Linked DNA regions of Homo sapiens: region 2 is linked to region 1. Evidence: read pairs that join two places in POLR2A ChIA-PET (ENCODE). Cell type or tissue: Panc1. All regions are shown on one strand.

Region 1 (8,000 bases):
CTGTAAATATGTAAATATTAAGTATGGGTTATCATAATACAAATCATTAGCTCCTACTGGCTTTGCCATGTCCTTTGACTTTGGTCTTTTTGCTAGAGGTACCCTTAGTGTTGTCATATGTGATGTAGCTGGTTAGGTTGGACTTCAGTATCATCTTGCCATGTTTAACTCCCCTGAGTAGTGCTTTCAGAGCTGTCTCTGTTGAGTGGTTCAAAATTGCTGAACTTTTAATTTTTCTCTTGGCCAACTTGACTAAGATGCCCTAATAGAAATCTGAATATTTTCTTTCCCCAAGGAGAAATCCTTTGTTATAGAGGGCTTTTTTCCCCCTTGGGTGCATATTCTCAATCTTTTAAGTAGGTGGTGACAAGGGTAGAGGGGAATGAGTTAGGGGAGTTTCCTGAGTTGAGTAATAAATCGTAGGTAAGTAGGGTAGAGTTTGTATTGAAAGTGAGAGGGGTGTGGTGTATGATTAGATAGAGAGAAGACATTAAGGTAAGAAAGATAAATAAAGCTGATTTTGTATTATGCCAAGAAAAATACCATATTTTGGTTCTTACCTATTTTTATTTATTTATTTATTTTACTTTTTTTGAGATGGTGGGGGATCTCACTATGTTGCCCAGGCTGGTCTCGAACTCCTGGGTTCTAGTGATCCTCCCACCTTGGCCTCCCATCGTGTTGGGATTACAGGCATGAGCCACCGCACCCGGCCTGTATTTTGGTATTTGAAATAGCACAGTTGGCCAGGCGTGGTAGCTCATGCCTGTAATGCCGGCATTTTGGGAGGCCGAGGCAGGTGGATTGCTTGAGCCCAGGAGTTCGAAACTAGTCTGGGCAACGTGACAAAGCCCCATCTCTACCAAGAATACAAAAAAAATTAGCTGGGCTTGGTGGTGCTGCATTTATCAATACCATAAGTTTATGTCACTTTTTACAAAATGAACCATCTGAAATGGTGGGCACCTGCGGCTGGACACCTCAATCTGTGGTACATATTGAGCAGTCCAACTTTTTTTGATAATGTCATGACTTTTCTTTGCTTCTTTGGAGCACTTTTAACATCACTAGTGGCACTTTGTGTGGGTCTCATGGTGTTTACTTAAGGTTTACAATATTGCACTAAACCTGAAAAATATGAGAACCACAAGAGATCACTTTTTACTGACATATGCAATTTTCTGGAGAGATGAACTGCTTACATAGAGATAATTAGCATCACAGGGTGTTTTGAGTGGATACTCACAATGCTTGAGCTCCCTGAAGTAGCAACAGGAGATGGCTACAAAATTATTACAGTATAGTATGTACAGTAGTGAATTTTATTCAGTTATGATATAATACTGAATTTTTATGATTGTTTACATTACTCTCAACTGGATGGCTGCACGTATGTCTTTTAAGTGTGTGCATAAGTTTTGATAGATGTTAACTTTTTAAAATAGATTTGTGTATATTTAATGGTAGTAAATGAGAAAATAGACTAGTGTCTACATAGTTTTTATGCATTCATGACATACCTAATTTTCTCAATTTCTAAAATACTTTTAGACTACATGGTTCATCTGTGAGTTTTTTCAAATTGTTGTAAATCTCCTAAAATTTTGAAAATGTATTTATTGAAAAATCCACGTATAAGTGAGACCTGTGCAGTTCAAACTTGTGTTGTTCAAGGGTCATCTGTCTAAGCATATGTTTACTAGTTAATGGATAAGCACTTCAGACCACAGTGTGTTAAGTGAGAAGAGAATAGGGCCAATGAAAGAACCTTGGGAGCACCAGAGTTTCAAGGTTAGTGCAAAAACAGGTGTGTTAGGGAAAGGAGAGAGGATCAGAACAAAATGGTTTCTCAGAAACTAAGAGAAGAGAAAGTTTGCCAGAGGGAAGGAGCATGATTGTACTGGGTTGCAGGTGAAACTGTACTGTTTCTAGTCATGTGACAGGCTAGATATTTTGCAGGATCCTTCCACCAGAAATACAACTAAATCTTACAGAAGTTGCAACAGACCTTTTTTTTTTTTTTTTTTTTTTTTTTTTTTTTTTTTTTTTTGAGACGGAGTTTCACTCTTGTCACCCAGGCTGGAGTGCAGTGGCGTGATCTTGGCTCACTGCAACCTCTGCCTCCTGGGTTCAAGTGGTTCTCCTGCATCAGCCTCCCCAGTAGCTGGGATTGCAGGCAGGCACCATGACACCCGGCTAATTTTTGCATTTTTAGTAGACAGAGATTCACCATGTTGGCCAGGATGGTCTTGAACTCCTGACCTCAGGTGATTTGCCTGCCTCGGCCTCCCAAAGTGCTAGGATTACAGGCGTGAGCCACTGCTCCTGGCCATTTTTTTCTTTTTTTCTTTTCTCTTTTTTTTTTTTTTTTTTTGAGACAGTGTCTCTCACTCTGTCACCCAGGCTGGAGTGCAGTGGTGTGATCTCAGCTCAATGTAACCTCTGCCTCCTAGACTTCAGCCATCCTACCACCTCAGCCTCCTAAGTAGCTGGGACTACAGGGGTGCACTAGCACGCCCAGCTAATTTTTGTATTTTTTTGTAGAGACGGGGTCTCACTATGTTGCCTAGGCTGGTCTTAAACTCCTGAGCTCAAGCAAACCACCCACCTTGGCCTCATATAGTGCTGGGATTATAGGCATGAGCCACTGCACCTGGCCCAGACATAATTTTTAAATAAAATTTTAGCTTTGCAGTAGTTTTGGATTTATAGAAAAGTTGTGAAGATAGTACAGAGAGTGCTTGTATGTGTGTGTATATATGTATGTGTATATACATGTGTATATACACACACATATACATATATACATGTATACACATATACACGTATACACATGTATATACGTGTATATACACATGTATATATATACATATATACATGTATACACACATATATATGTATATGCATATATACACATACACTATATATATATACCCGCGCACACACACACACACACACACACACATATATACACCCTGCATCCTGTTGCCCTTGTTGTTAACATCTTACATTAGTATGTTACGTTTATTAAAACCAATGAATCAATATTGATATGTAATTTTTTTTTTTTTTTTGAGATGGAGTCTCACTCTGTCGCCCAGGCTGGAGTGCAGTGGCGCGATCTTGCAACCTCCGCCTCCTGGGTTCAAGCGATTCTTGTGCCTCAGCCTCCTGAGTAGCTGGGACTACAGGCACACACCACCACACCCAGCTAATTTTTGTATTTTTAGTAGAGGCGGGGTTTCACCATATTGGCCAGGCTGGTCTTGAACCCCTGACCTCGTGATCTGCCTGCCTCAGCCCCTCAAAGTGCTAGGATACAGGCGTGAGCCACTGCACTTGGCCTAATATGTAATTATTAAGAGTCCATATTTTATGAATTGCCTTAGTTTTTACCTACTGTTGTTTTCTCCATAACTCCACATTTAATTATTATATCTCTTTAGGCTCCTCTAGATTTTGACAGTTTTGTTTTGTTTTGTTTTGTTTTTCCCTGCAGACAGAGTCTTGCTCTGTTGCCCAGGCTGGTGTGCAGTGGTACAATCACAGCTCACTGCAGCCTCGACCTCTCGGGTCTAAGCAATCCTCCCACCTCAGACTCCCGAGTAGCTGGGGCTATAGGTGTGCACCACAGGTATGCACCACTACACCTGGCTAATTTTTGTAATTTCTGTAGCAACAGGGTTTCACCATGTTGCCCAGGCTTGTCTCAAACTCCTGAGCTCAAGCGATCTGCCTGCCTCGGCCTCGCAAAGTGCTGGGATTACAGGTGTGAGCCACTGTGTCCACAGTTTTCTTTTAAGCTTCCCTAGATTTGGTCAGATATTTTGTAGAATGTCCCTCAATGTGGGTTTGTCTGTTTTTTTGTGGTTGTTTTTTGTTTTAATGATTAGCTGGGGTTATTGTTTCTTTGGAGGAAGACCACAGAGGTAAAGTTCCATTTTCATCACATGATATCAAGAGTGTCCATCCTATCAACATGTTTTACCGCTAATGATACTAACCTTGATCACCTGGCTGAGATAGTTTTTTTCAGATTTCTTCTTTTTTGAAGCCTCTTACACATTGTACTCTTTGGGAAGAAGTCACTGCACAGCCCACAATTTAGGGGAGTTATGCCGTCTACCTCCTTGAGGAGGCAGCATCTATGTAAATTTTTCAGAATTCTGTGTAGACATTAACAAGCACACATTTTAATGCATTACTGGGTGTACTAAAAAAGTAAGGGAGGTTTCCAAGGGTCTGTTCATTCACAGAAGTAAAGAGTCAGCTGAAACAGGAGCAGTGAGTAAGCTTGTGAGCAAACAAGACTGGCAACGTTTTCCTGAAGGCAAACGCTCACATCAGCACTAATGGGAGACTAAGCCTTGGGCCCCCAGAAACGTTGAAAAGCCCCTTGAGAAAGATGCTGAATTGAACCTGGGTCACTACTGCCCTTGACTCTCTGCCAGAGTAAATGCAAATACATTTTTAGAAAAAGCTTTCTCTGATTAGGCTTTCAGAATTCCCATAGATAAAATTCAACAAAATATAAGCTTACAATAAAAGAATTGCCAAACACAAAGAAATAAACAACTGTGGGTGAGATTTAATAGAAACAAACCCCAAAGACTTAAACTATTGAAATAATAAGATATGAAATATAAAACAACTGACCAGGCACAGTGGCTCACGCCTGTAATCCCAGCACTTTGGGAGGCCGAGGCAGGCAGATCACCTGAGGTCAGGAGTTCCAAGACCAGCCTGGCCAACATGGTGAAACTCCATCTCTACTAAAAATATTAAAAAATTAGCCAGGCGTGGTGGCACATGCCTGTAGTCTCCCTGCTGCTCGGGAGGCAGAGGCAGGAGAATCGCTTGAATCTGGGAGGCAGAAGTTGCAGTGAGCCGAGATCACGCCGTTACACTCCAGCCTGGGCGACAAGTGAGACTCCGTCTCAAAAAATAAATAAATAAATAAATAAAAAGAACCATGTATAAAATATTTAAATTAATAAAGGAATCTAAAATATATCAAGGAACAACTCTTAGACAGTTATGCAAATTTGAAAAAGAACCAAAGAGAAATGTTAGAAATAAAAGTATAACTGTTGAAATTGAAAACTTAGTGGATGATTTGAACAACAGATAAGACCATTGGCAAAGGGAGAATTCATGAACTGAAAGATCTGAAGTAATTTCCCAGAATGTAATGTTAAGAAATAAGTTAAAAGGAAGAGCATAATGAGTCTAACATGTGTGATTGAAGTCTTATAAGGAGAGAATTAAGAACAGGCAATATTTTAAAGGAATAATGGAGAAAATGGAATAATTGATGAAATATGTGAATATATATAGGGACCATATGCATATGAAGGAAGGGGGTTAAATAAAAAGAAATCTACTTGTACATACTTTATAGATAACTGAAGAATATCAAAGTCAAAGAGAAGCTCTTAAAAACAGTAGGAGAGGATGGGTATTCTATCCTCAGTATACAGTATTCTTACAGTATGAAACTATCACTGCACAGATCATGAAATGCAAATTGATAATTATAGATTATTAATTACTTACAAAGGAATGACAGATTGATAACTATGGAAGCAAGAGGACATTGGAATAAAATATTCAAAGTGCAGAGAGAAAACAGCCATCAAATTAGAATTGTCTACCTAGCAAAACTAAGTTTTAAGAACAAGGGCAAAATAAAGACATTTCCATAAAGACAAAAGCTAGAAACCAACAGATCTTCACCTAATGACCTTTATTTTATTTAATTCATTTATTTATTTTTGTAGAGATAAGGGTCTCATGTGTTGCCCAGGCTTATCTCAAACTCCTGGGCTCAAGTGATCCTCCTGCTTTGGCCTCACAAAGTGCTGGGATTATAGGTGTGAGCCACCACACTGGCCCATTAATGACCTTTAAAAGGACATATACTTCAGGGAAAGGAAAATAATCCCAGAAAAAAATCTAAGAGATAAAATGCAGTGCTAAGCAAGTAAATTGGTAACCATAAGAGTAAATCTGAATGAACATTTCCTGTATGAGATATTTAATTAGTATAGTTTAAAAAGCCAGGACAGGCCGGGATCAGTGGCTGACGCCTGTAATCCCAACACTCTGGGAGGCTGAGGCGGGCGGATCACCTAAGGTCAGGAGTTTGAGACCAGCCTGGCCAACATGGCGAAACACTGTCTTTACTAAAAGTACAAAAATTAGCCGGGCCTGGTGGTGGGCACCTGTAATCCCAGCTACTTGGGAGGCCGAGGCAGGAGAATCACTTGAACCTGGGAGGCAGAGGTTGCAGTGAGCCGAGATCGCACCACTGCACTCCAGCCTGGGCAACAGAATGAGACTCCATCTCAAAAAATAAAAATAAAAAAAAGGACAAAACTATCTCTGTTCGGTATTGTAGTTCAAGAAGAGAGTGGACTGGGCATGGTGGTGTGCTGTTAAGAAATGTTTGTGTGTTGCTCAAGGCCCATCTCTACTAAAAATTGAAAAAAATTAGCCAGGCATGGTGGCAGGCACCTGTAGTCCCAGCTACTCGGGAGAATCGCTTGAACCGGGAGGCGGAGGTTGCAGTGAGCCAGGATCGCACCACTACACTCCAGCCTGGGCGACAGAGCAAGATTCCATCTCAAAAAAAAAAAGAAAAGAGAGAAGAATAGAGTGATTTAGGGGTGGGTGCAGTGGCTCACGCCTGTAATCCTAGCACTTGGGAGGCCAAGATGGGTGGATCACCTGAGGTCAGGAGTTCCAGCCAGTCTGGCCAACATGGTGAAACCCCATCTCTACGAAAAATACAAAAATTAGCTGGGCGTGGTGGCACATGCCTGTAATCCCAGTTATCGGGTAGGCTGAGGCAGAAGAATTGCTGGAACCCAGGAGGCGAAGGCTGCAGTGAGCTGAGATCGCGCCACTGCACTACAGCCTAGGTGACACAGTGAGACTCCAAAAAAAATTGGGTAAAAATAGAATGTATAACTTTCAGCCACTAGAAGGGGGAGAACAATTTAAAAAATAAATTTCTTGGCCATGGCTCATCCCTGTAGTCTCAGCGCTTTGGCAGGACTATCGCGTGAAGCCAGGAGTTCAAGACTAGCCTGGGCAACATACATAGCAAGACTTCGTCTCTACTAAATAAAAAATAGCTGGGCCTGGTAACAAGTACCCGTAGTCCCAGTTACTGGAAAGGCTGAGGAGGGAGGATTGCTTGATCCCAGGAGTTGCAGATTTCTGTGAGCTATGATTTCGCCATGCACTCCAGCCTGGGCAGTAGAGCAAGACCCTGTCTAGAAAAAAAACAAAGAAAAGAAAACTTCCCCAAAAGGTACAGAGGTATGAAGGGAATAAAGAAGTATGAAGCATAGAAAAAGGCAGGGCAAATAAAAGCACAACATAAAATGATAGAAACAAATTCAAATATATCAATCACAGTTAAACATAAAAGAATAATTTTAGCAGTTAAAAGATAGGGATGATCAGTTCAGATTTTTTTTAAAAATGTGGCTATATAGAGAGACATATCTAAAATAGAAAAGTTAAAAGGCAGTTACTAACCAAAAACAATAAAAAACATACCGCTATAGTAGCTGCATGAATAAAGACGTTAAGACCCAAACCAAAACATTATTAAAGAGGGCTGGGTGCGGTGGCTCACACATGTAAATCACAGCATTTCAGGAGGGTAAGGCAGGCAGATCGCTTGAGCCCAGAAGTTCAAGACCAGCCTGGGCAACATGGCAAAATCGCATCTACAGAAACATTAGCTGGGCATGGTACATGCCTACAGTCCCAGCTATTTAGGAGGCTGAGGTGGATGGATCGATTGAGTCCAGGAGGTTGAGGCTGCAGTGAAGTGTGATCTGCCACTGCACTCTAGCCTGGGCAACAGAGAGACCCTGTCTCAAAAAAAAAAAAAAAAAAAAAAACCAATAAAAAAAACATTGGGTGAAAGACTGTTGAGGAGCAGTATATAGTATTCCTACAGTGTGAATGTATCACCCCATAGA
Region 2 (8,000 bases), 87 kb after region 1:
TTTGGGGTACTCCCAGGACCCAGGGACCACGGGGGCCCCACCCAACGGGACCTCAACGGCCCTGGCCTTAGCCGTGTACGAGAGAGCCTCACCCTACCCTCCCATTCTCTGGAACACCTGGGCCCACCCCATGGAGGAGGAGGTGGGGGAGGCAGCAACAGCAGCAGTGGCCCCCCCTTGGGTCCCTCACACAGAGACACCATCAGCCGGAGTGGTATAATCTTACGGAGTCCCCGGCCAGACTTTCGGCCTAGGGAACCTTTTCTCAGCAGAGACCCATTTCACAGTTTAAAGAGACCCAGGCCACCTTTTGCTAGGGGCCCTCCGTTCTTTGCACCAAAACGCCCATTCTTCCCTCCCAGGTACTGATGGAAACCAAGGGAAAGGCATTTTGAACAGTCTAGAGAACATTGGAAGTAGGAGTTTGGTTTATTGTTGTTGTTTTTATTTGTTTTCTCTTTCTCGATTTTTTTTTTATTATAACAAAGGGCCTCTCTTCCAAAGTAAGAAATCACATACGCTTACGTTTTACTATTCAATTCAATCCTCCCTCCCATTGCACTTATCTACCTTCCCCAAGTTGTTTGTATTAAAAAAAAAAAAAAAAAAAAAAAGTAAAGAAACACAACCAAAGCCATTTCATTTGGCTGGGGGGTTGGGGAGTGGGGAGGAAAACAATCTTTATTTTACCCCATCTATTGAAGAGTATTATTACATTTGAAATAAAACTTCCATCAGTACAGATAACCACATGTGCAATGTTGGGATGTTATTTTGGGCTTGGCTTATCGAGTAGTCAATGGAAGGATTCCCGTCCCCTCTCTCGGCAGCTTAGTAACTGCTGTAGCCAGCTCGGCTCCCTTCCCTGTGTATCTGTGTCCTGCTAACAGCCAAGAGATGTTGCAAGGGAGGAAATGTGAGAGACCTTGAACCTGTCAGGTTTATTTGTTTTGTTTTTAAAGGCATGTTGAAGTTTAGTTCTTTACCCTTCTCCTAAAATCTTTTTTTAATCAGCCTCAAGGTTAAAATAAGGAGTGACTACAGTATGTAAAATAAGGAAAGGAAGCATTAATGGTGTGATGTGACCTGCCTGTTTTTTTGTAAACAAGAGAATAGGAAATGTTTTCAAGGTAGTTTCACATGTCTTGCACCAAGCTCATGCCTCTTGCTTTTCCTTTTTGACTTTATCTCCCTCAGTTTTTCTTCTGCTGTGGCCAGAAAGACAGTCACTACAGTTGACTATTGATACAAAGGTGCAACAGAAATATTATCCCTGCATTTTTAAATATAAGAAGTAGACATTAATTTTACCATGGTGCCTCCCTAATGTAAGTGATATTTATTGGTGGTTTTCAACAAAGGTTAACTATTAAAGAAAGAAATATTTGTCTTTATCTTCCTTTTCCCCTTGCCTCAGTCGTGTTATTCACCCCTATTCTTGATATTTTAAAGGAGGAGATTCAGTAGCATTTTCCTTTATATTATACACATGTGTCTATCCCATTTCAAGGCTCAAGTCTTACCCCCACCTCTCGCTCCCAATAGGAAATAAAGACCATTTCTGCCCTTAGTTGTTTTACATGCAAGATAAGTGCTTTCCTTCTCCCTGGACTGAAAGACTTGTTTGTATTTCTACATCTAGTACTTGGGAAATAGACAATCACTGTACTTTGAGTGTTTATATCTTTATATCTAGGGACACTGAAAAGTAAATGTTGCTTTACTACAATTTTTTTTTAATTTAGTGTCTTACCCCAAGGCATACTCAACTGATAATCTCCAGCTAGATGAGTAAAACAGTATGTGTTTAGTTTTCCAGAGAATTCTGGCAAGTTTCATATTTTCTTCCAAGTTAGTATAGAACTAACTATAGGAAGTATGGGGTTGCTTTTTCCTCCAGTAGAATATTAAAGATGGGGGAGGGTGGGCAATGTAGTGACAGAAAATGATTCTCTCAGAATGAACTTTTCAGAGAAAGAGCAGCATAAACCAGGTGCACATCATGATTTGGGAGTTTTTGCGTAATTTATTCTGTTATTTATTTGGGCTCGCCATGTGTTCTGGGGTTAGGATGCTGCAGGTCATTCATCTTCTTAATGCCTGTCTGGTCTTAAGCCAACTGTTCTTTCTTTCCTCGACCCTCTCTGCCCTGTAGCTCTCCCCACAAAAATGCATGATACCATGACCTTACGTGTGGGATGGGGTATGTAGTGTAGCAAAGAAAAGAAAGTATAGTTATATTGAGTCCTAAGACATTTGTTAGGGAAAAGCATAAGAGAAAATGGGGTGGGAGGTGGGGAAATGATATTTGACTTTCAAAATTGAAATAGGTTTTTTTTTTGCAGAAATTAAATGGGATGTTTTTCATTCTAGAATAAAAGAATGTGAATTCTCTTTGCTGCTCTTGTTTAAGCTAAAAGTAGTGTTTACTTGATAAGGCTCTCTGACCATTTAATTTTTATCAGAAAATGTGGGGATGTCAGGAAAGTGGCTTCCTGAACGTTGGGGCGGGATAATTGTCCTCAAAAGTATGATGGTTAATACATGAAAGGAAGACTTTGTTGGACAGTTTCGAAGGTGGGCTTTTAAGGAGTTGGGTTTTTGTGGGGTACTTTTTTGTTTTTTAAGCCACAAAATCCTCAATATGTTTGTTTTAGGATGGAAGTGAGGATTTGTATGAGACTGTCAGCTATTAATTTTAAGGAAATCTTAAAATTTACATTTACATCAGTAAATGAAGATGACAGTGTGTATATATGTGATAAATAGTGAAACAGAAAAGACAGTTCTGGTATTCATAACGTGAAAGAAAGGGGTTTTATTCTTTCTGTGTCTGTGATTTAAAACTCCGTGACCATGCTCTGACTTTTGTATTTCAACCTGAGTTTAAACAAATAAACAAGATATTTTTTAAAGAAAGCATAACATAGTGTGTCTTAGCAAGGACATGATTCATATGGAAGCAGAATGTGAGAAGTTGTAAGGTCCTTGGTACTCACTGTAAAATCACAGACAGAGAATTGGTAGGGGTTGTGAATACACTAGTACCACTTAAAGTTCAGTGATACAGTTCAGAAATAGGGTCCTTAAGTATTTTGAAAGAGTTTACTCTTCAGTCAGCTTAGATGAGAGCTCTCTCCCTGCTCCCCTCTACCCTCTCAAAAGTTGAGAGTAAATAGAATTTGGTTTGATTCCAGGGAGGGGAAAATAAGCAGAGAATAGGACTTTTATACTTTCCAATACCAGGAATAAAATGTTTGTGATATATATGGGTCCAGCAAACCTATCGAGATAATGTGAATACGATAAACTTCCTAATGGCAGGATATTCACTCTCAATCCTGAAGTTACCGGTTCCTGCAGAATTGAGCTTCAGCTGTTACTGTTTTGAAGCCGCTGTAAATTACTGCTTTCCCCAGTTCCCCCACTATTTTTTTTAAGTGGGCGGGGGCGCCTGTTAAGATCTAAAATAGATATGTTGGATTGATATTCTCACGTGTTCGGTGTGGAAAACAAAACAAGTACATGCTTTAGAAGCAACAACAATGAAATCCTTTTGAAATGTGTGTTAATATCGTTTAATAAAATAACTAGTTTGAAAGGTTTGACATTTTTCTTTGAGACGGGCTTGGACCAGGGGCCCCTGGCTTCCTAGTGAGTGCAAATAGGAGGGAACTTCTCAGGAGCTGAAACCGCTGCTTTGTGGAGCAGGCCTGTGGTTGGAAAACCTAAGTTTTCTCTAGCAAAGACCCAGCCTGACTGTCCAGGGCCGAAGGTGAAACCAACTAGAGAATGCAGAAGGAAAAGCCTGGATATATCTCAGAAGATATGGTTGTATTGGCTTTTGGTCCAAGGGTATGGGGGTGGGAGTAGTGGTGTGTGCGCCCACACATTTCTCAGGCACACACAGAGATACCACAGACCACCCACTTCGTAACCACTTGCACTTTACTCTCTTCCAGACGTTCCTTTTTTTTTTAATCCCTTTGTCCCCATTATTTTGTTTTCCAGTTTAATAAAGTATGGTTTCCTTTGTTGTGTGGTTGACTTTTCCCCTCCTGTTGATCTTTTCCAGATGTCCCCTTTGACTTCTGCACTTAATGTCACTGAAGGCAATCTGAGCCTCTTAAGATCTTTATGGCCTTGTGGGTTTTCTGTTTGATCCTTTGTGTAATTGAATTTTGGAAAGGGATAATGGGTCGGGTGAGTTCTAGATGTTCAGGGAGTGGTTGGTGAAGTGGGATATACTGTATTAATAATTTTTTGTGCATGTCTTCAAAAGGTTGTGCAACTGTGAGCCAAGAAGCATTTTTAAAGCAAGCATAGAATTGGGGGTTTGGGGTGGTAGCAGGGATCCTTCTGGCCAATTATTTGCCCACATCTGCCCTTACTGCATATTGGCAATCTGTTGTGCAGAAGCCACACTTAACCCTTCTGTCTTACCCCATCCCTTGTTCATAACCCAGTGAGGCTGGGTTGGAATGCTGGCTGTAAGGGGTAAAGAGGGATAGTCACTGCATCTGGGCCAGGCCTGGGTCACTGGCAGGGTAGAAGGCTCTAAATAGCAGCCTTGCTTATGTGAAGGTACGTACATGTGTCACCAGACACTTAAATAGCAGTGGCCTGGGAACACACCCAGCAGGTAGGGTGTACCACTGTACTGGAATCTGGCTCACCCTTTTTTTCCTTGTCTCTTGGGACCTTGACTTGCCCACCTGATTTCTATATCTACCCCTAAAGAAGCAACAGCTTTGAGACTTCCTCATAAGGTTTTCTGGGCATGTTATTCATAATTTCCTCTGCCTAATTTTTTTTTTTAATGTAAGCCAATCTTGTGTAGCAGGGATGAGTTATTCCTTCATGTATGTAGACGTAGCAATGCAAACACAATCAGAATGGGTTTTGGGGTATTGGGGCGTTTCTCATACTTGTTTATGAGTAACTGTATGGACAAGTCCGGTCAGCTGCTGTTCACAATTGCTAAGTAATAACTCACTGAGGCTGCATAGGCAAGGCTACGAGAGGGTCATCAGTAAGAGAGATATTGGCCCTTAAGTAAACATCCTGTTCTGTCTTCCCCATGTAGAAGGAAATAGAAGCACTCTAAAGCAAAGAAGCAAGTGCAGTGTAAAACTATCAGTTACTTTTAATTAATTGCTGGGGAAAGAAAGGAGAAGCCTTTGCTTAGTTACAAGTTTGAGGGGAAGAGGATAAGAAGGCCAACATCTATGTAAAAGTTGATCATTGCAGTTACAGTCAACCCTCCTCGGTATCCATGAAGGATACCAGGTTCCAGGACCCCCATGGATACCAAAATCCACAGATGCTCAAGTCCCCTACATACAATGGCATAGTATTTGCATATAACCTACACACATCATCCAGTAAATTTTAAATCATCTCTAGATTACTAATACCTAATACAATGTGAGTGCTATGTACATAGTTGTATACAGTATGTTTTGAAATTTGTGTTACTTTTAATTTTTTTATTACCTTTTCCTGAATACTTTTGTGGTTGGTCGAATCCATAGATGCAGAACCCCCAGACAGAGCCAACTGTACATTTCCTTTTTTAAATGTTACGTTTTTCTATCCTTTGTTCACACCTAGGGAAGAATCAAAAATTGAGAATACAGATATGGGTGGAGGGGCTAGTGAATTCTTCAGTGCCAACTGAGGAAACACAAATACAGACTAGGCGTGGTGGCTCACGCTTGTAATCCCAGCACTTAGGGAGGCTAAGGCGGGCAGATCGCTTGAGATCAGGAGTTCAAGACCAACCTGGACAATATGACAAAGCCCTGTCTACTAAAAATACAAAAATTAGGGCCAGGCGTGGTGGCTCACGCCTGTAATCCCAGCACTTTGAGAGGCCAAGGCAGGCGGATCACGAGGTCAGGAGTTTGAGACCAGCCTGGCCAATATGGTGAAACCCCATCTCTACTAAAAATACAAAAATTAGCTGGGCGTGGTGGCACGCGCCTGTAATCCCAGCTACTCAGGAGGCTGAGGCAGGAGAATCGCCTAAACCTGGGAGGCGGAGGTTGCAGTGAGGCAAGATCGCACCACTGCATTCCAGCCTGGGTGACAGAGCAAGACTCTGTCTCGGAGTGGGGGGAGGGGGGGACATTAGCTGGGCATGGTGGCACGCACCTGTAATCCCAGCTACTTGGGAGGCTGAGGCAGGAGAATCGCTTGAACCCGGGAAGCAGAGGTTGCAGTGAGCCAAGATTGTGCCATTGCACTCCAGCCTGGGTGACAGAGTGAGACGCCGTCTCAAAAGGAAAACACAAATGCAGGTTGCAGGTTTTTGTGTTTGACTTGAGAGTTGGCTAAACCAGTCTACCCTGGACATGTTCAGGGTCATGGTAAATTGGATATTCCAGCGATCTTCCTTCCTCATCCCCATTGTGTCCCCTTATTTTCGAGAATTACTCATATCCTTTGCCACATAATTTGTGGGAGAGGAGAGAAAAGGACTTGAAACTTGCTACATTTTTCTTGGGGTGTTTCAGTTGGAATGGGTAGAAAGGAGACCGACAGCATCCCTTTCCTCTGTTTCTCCCTCCTCCCTGGCTAACAGTCCTTTGCACCTACATGAGACAACACTGAAGATAGTCAATCATTGCCAGGGGCAATAGTGATTAGGAAATGATTTGAAATCTTTATTATTTAGAAGTGAGCCTCAGTTGTATGCAGGTTGAGCATCCCAAATCCAAAGTCCAAAATCTGAGCACGAAAATGACACTCAAAGGAAATGCTCATTGGAGGATTTCGGATTTTCAGATTAGGGATGCTCAAGCAGTAAGTATAATGCAAATATTCCAAAATCTGAAAAGATTCAAAATCAGACACTTTTGGTCCCAAATATTTCAAATAAGGATACTCAACCTGTATTTCCTTCTACAGATGTTATCTAGGACCTTCTTTTAGAGTACTTTGTCCTTCCCTTTGTTTTTTACTTTAGCGTGGAACCTAAATGGACACATCCCTACCCTAGACTAGCTCCTGTGTTTGGCGGATCTCCTCTTTTTGCCCTGACCTGACATATCAGTTGTGTAAGAGCTGGGGTGGGAGTGTCTGCTTGTTTTTCTTCTACAGCCCCAAGAGATGTTCTGGGAAGGGAAATCTTAGTAGAGATTTTAGGTGAGCCCAAGGGTTTGTTTTCAAAGTCAAAGTTCAATTTATCCATGCCCCTGACAGAAAGCTTTTACCTCTTTACTCATTCAGCAAATGTGGCTGAACATTCTCTCCCATTGTGGCTTTTCTTTTTTTTTTTTAATAGAGACAGGGTCATGCTTTGTTGCCCAGGTTGGTCATAAACTCCTGGGCTCAAGCAGTCCTCCTGCCTTGGCCTCCCAAAATGCTGGGATTACAGACATGAGGCACTGTTCCCGGACACATTGTGGCATTTTATTTTATTGATTTTATTTTTATTTTATTTATTTTATTTTTTGAGACGGAGTATCATTCTTTTTTGCCCAGGCTGGAGTGCAATGGCGAAATCTAGGCTCACTGCAACCTCTGCCTCCCAGGTACAAATGATTCTCCTGCCTCAGTCTCCCAAGTAGCTGGGATTATAGGCATGTGCCACCATGCCTGGCTAATTTTTTTTTTTATTATTATTTAGTAGAGACAGGGTTTTACCATGTTGGTCACGCTGGTCTAGAACTCCTGACCTCAGGTGATCCACCCACCTCGGCCTCCCAAACTGCTGGGATTACAGGCGTGAGCCACTGTGCCCGGCCTGATTTTATTTTATTTTATTTTATTTTATTAATTTTGAGATGGAGTTTCACTCTTGTCACCCAGACTGGAGTGCAATGGCGCGATCTCGGCTCACTGCAACCTCCACCTCCTGGTTCAAGCAATTCTGCCTCAGCCTCCCAAGTAGCTGGGATTACAGGTGCCCACCACCACGCCCAGCGAATTTTTGTATTTTTAGTAGAGACGGTGTTTCGCCATGTTGGCCAGGCTAGCCTCAAACTCCTGGCCTC

Evidence for each region. ChIA-PET counts read pairs that join two places held together with the same protein. Peaks named below come from ENCODE experiments on the same cell type or tissue, not always from the same donor. Only the 100,000 strongest peaks of a DNase experiment are listed, where the experiment ranks them.
Region 2: POLR2A ChIA-PET joins it to region 1 with 8 read pairs; 2 of 35 experiments call an interaction of 5 or more read pairs at or near these places.

The regions. Positions count from the first base shown.
Region 1 is chr1:150,385,559-150,393,558 of GRCh38, forward strand. The region is part of intron 1 of RPRD2 (regulation of nuclear pre-mRNA domain containing 2); the gene reads left to right. Among named protein-coding and RNA genes, the nearest start is that of RPRD2, 25 kb to the left of the region's middle. In Panc1, no CTCF peak of the experiment used is centred here; a DNase peak (open chromatin) is centred at 4,273.
Region 2 is chr1:150,472,966-150,480,965 of GRCh38, forward strand. It overlaps RPRD2 (regulation of nuclear pre-mRNA domain containing 2), which reads left to right. Exons shown (of 11, transcript NM_015203.5): 11 at 1-3,601. The coding sequence ends at 369. Among named protein-coding and RNA genes, the nearest start is that of TARS2, 10 kb to the right of the region's middle. RefSeq lists an enhancer at 1-31. In Panc1, no CTCF peak of the experiment used is centred here; no DNase peak of the experiment used is centred here.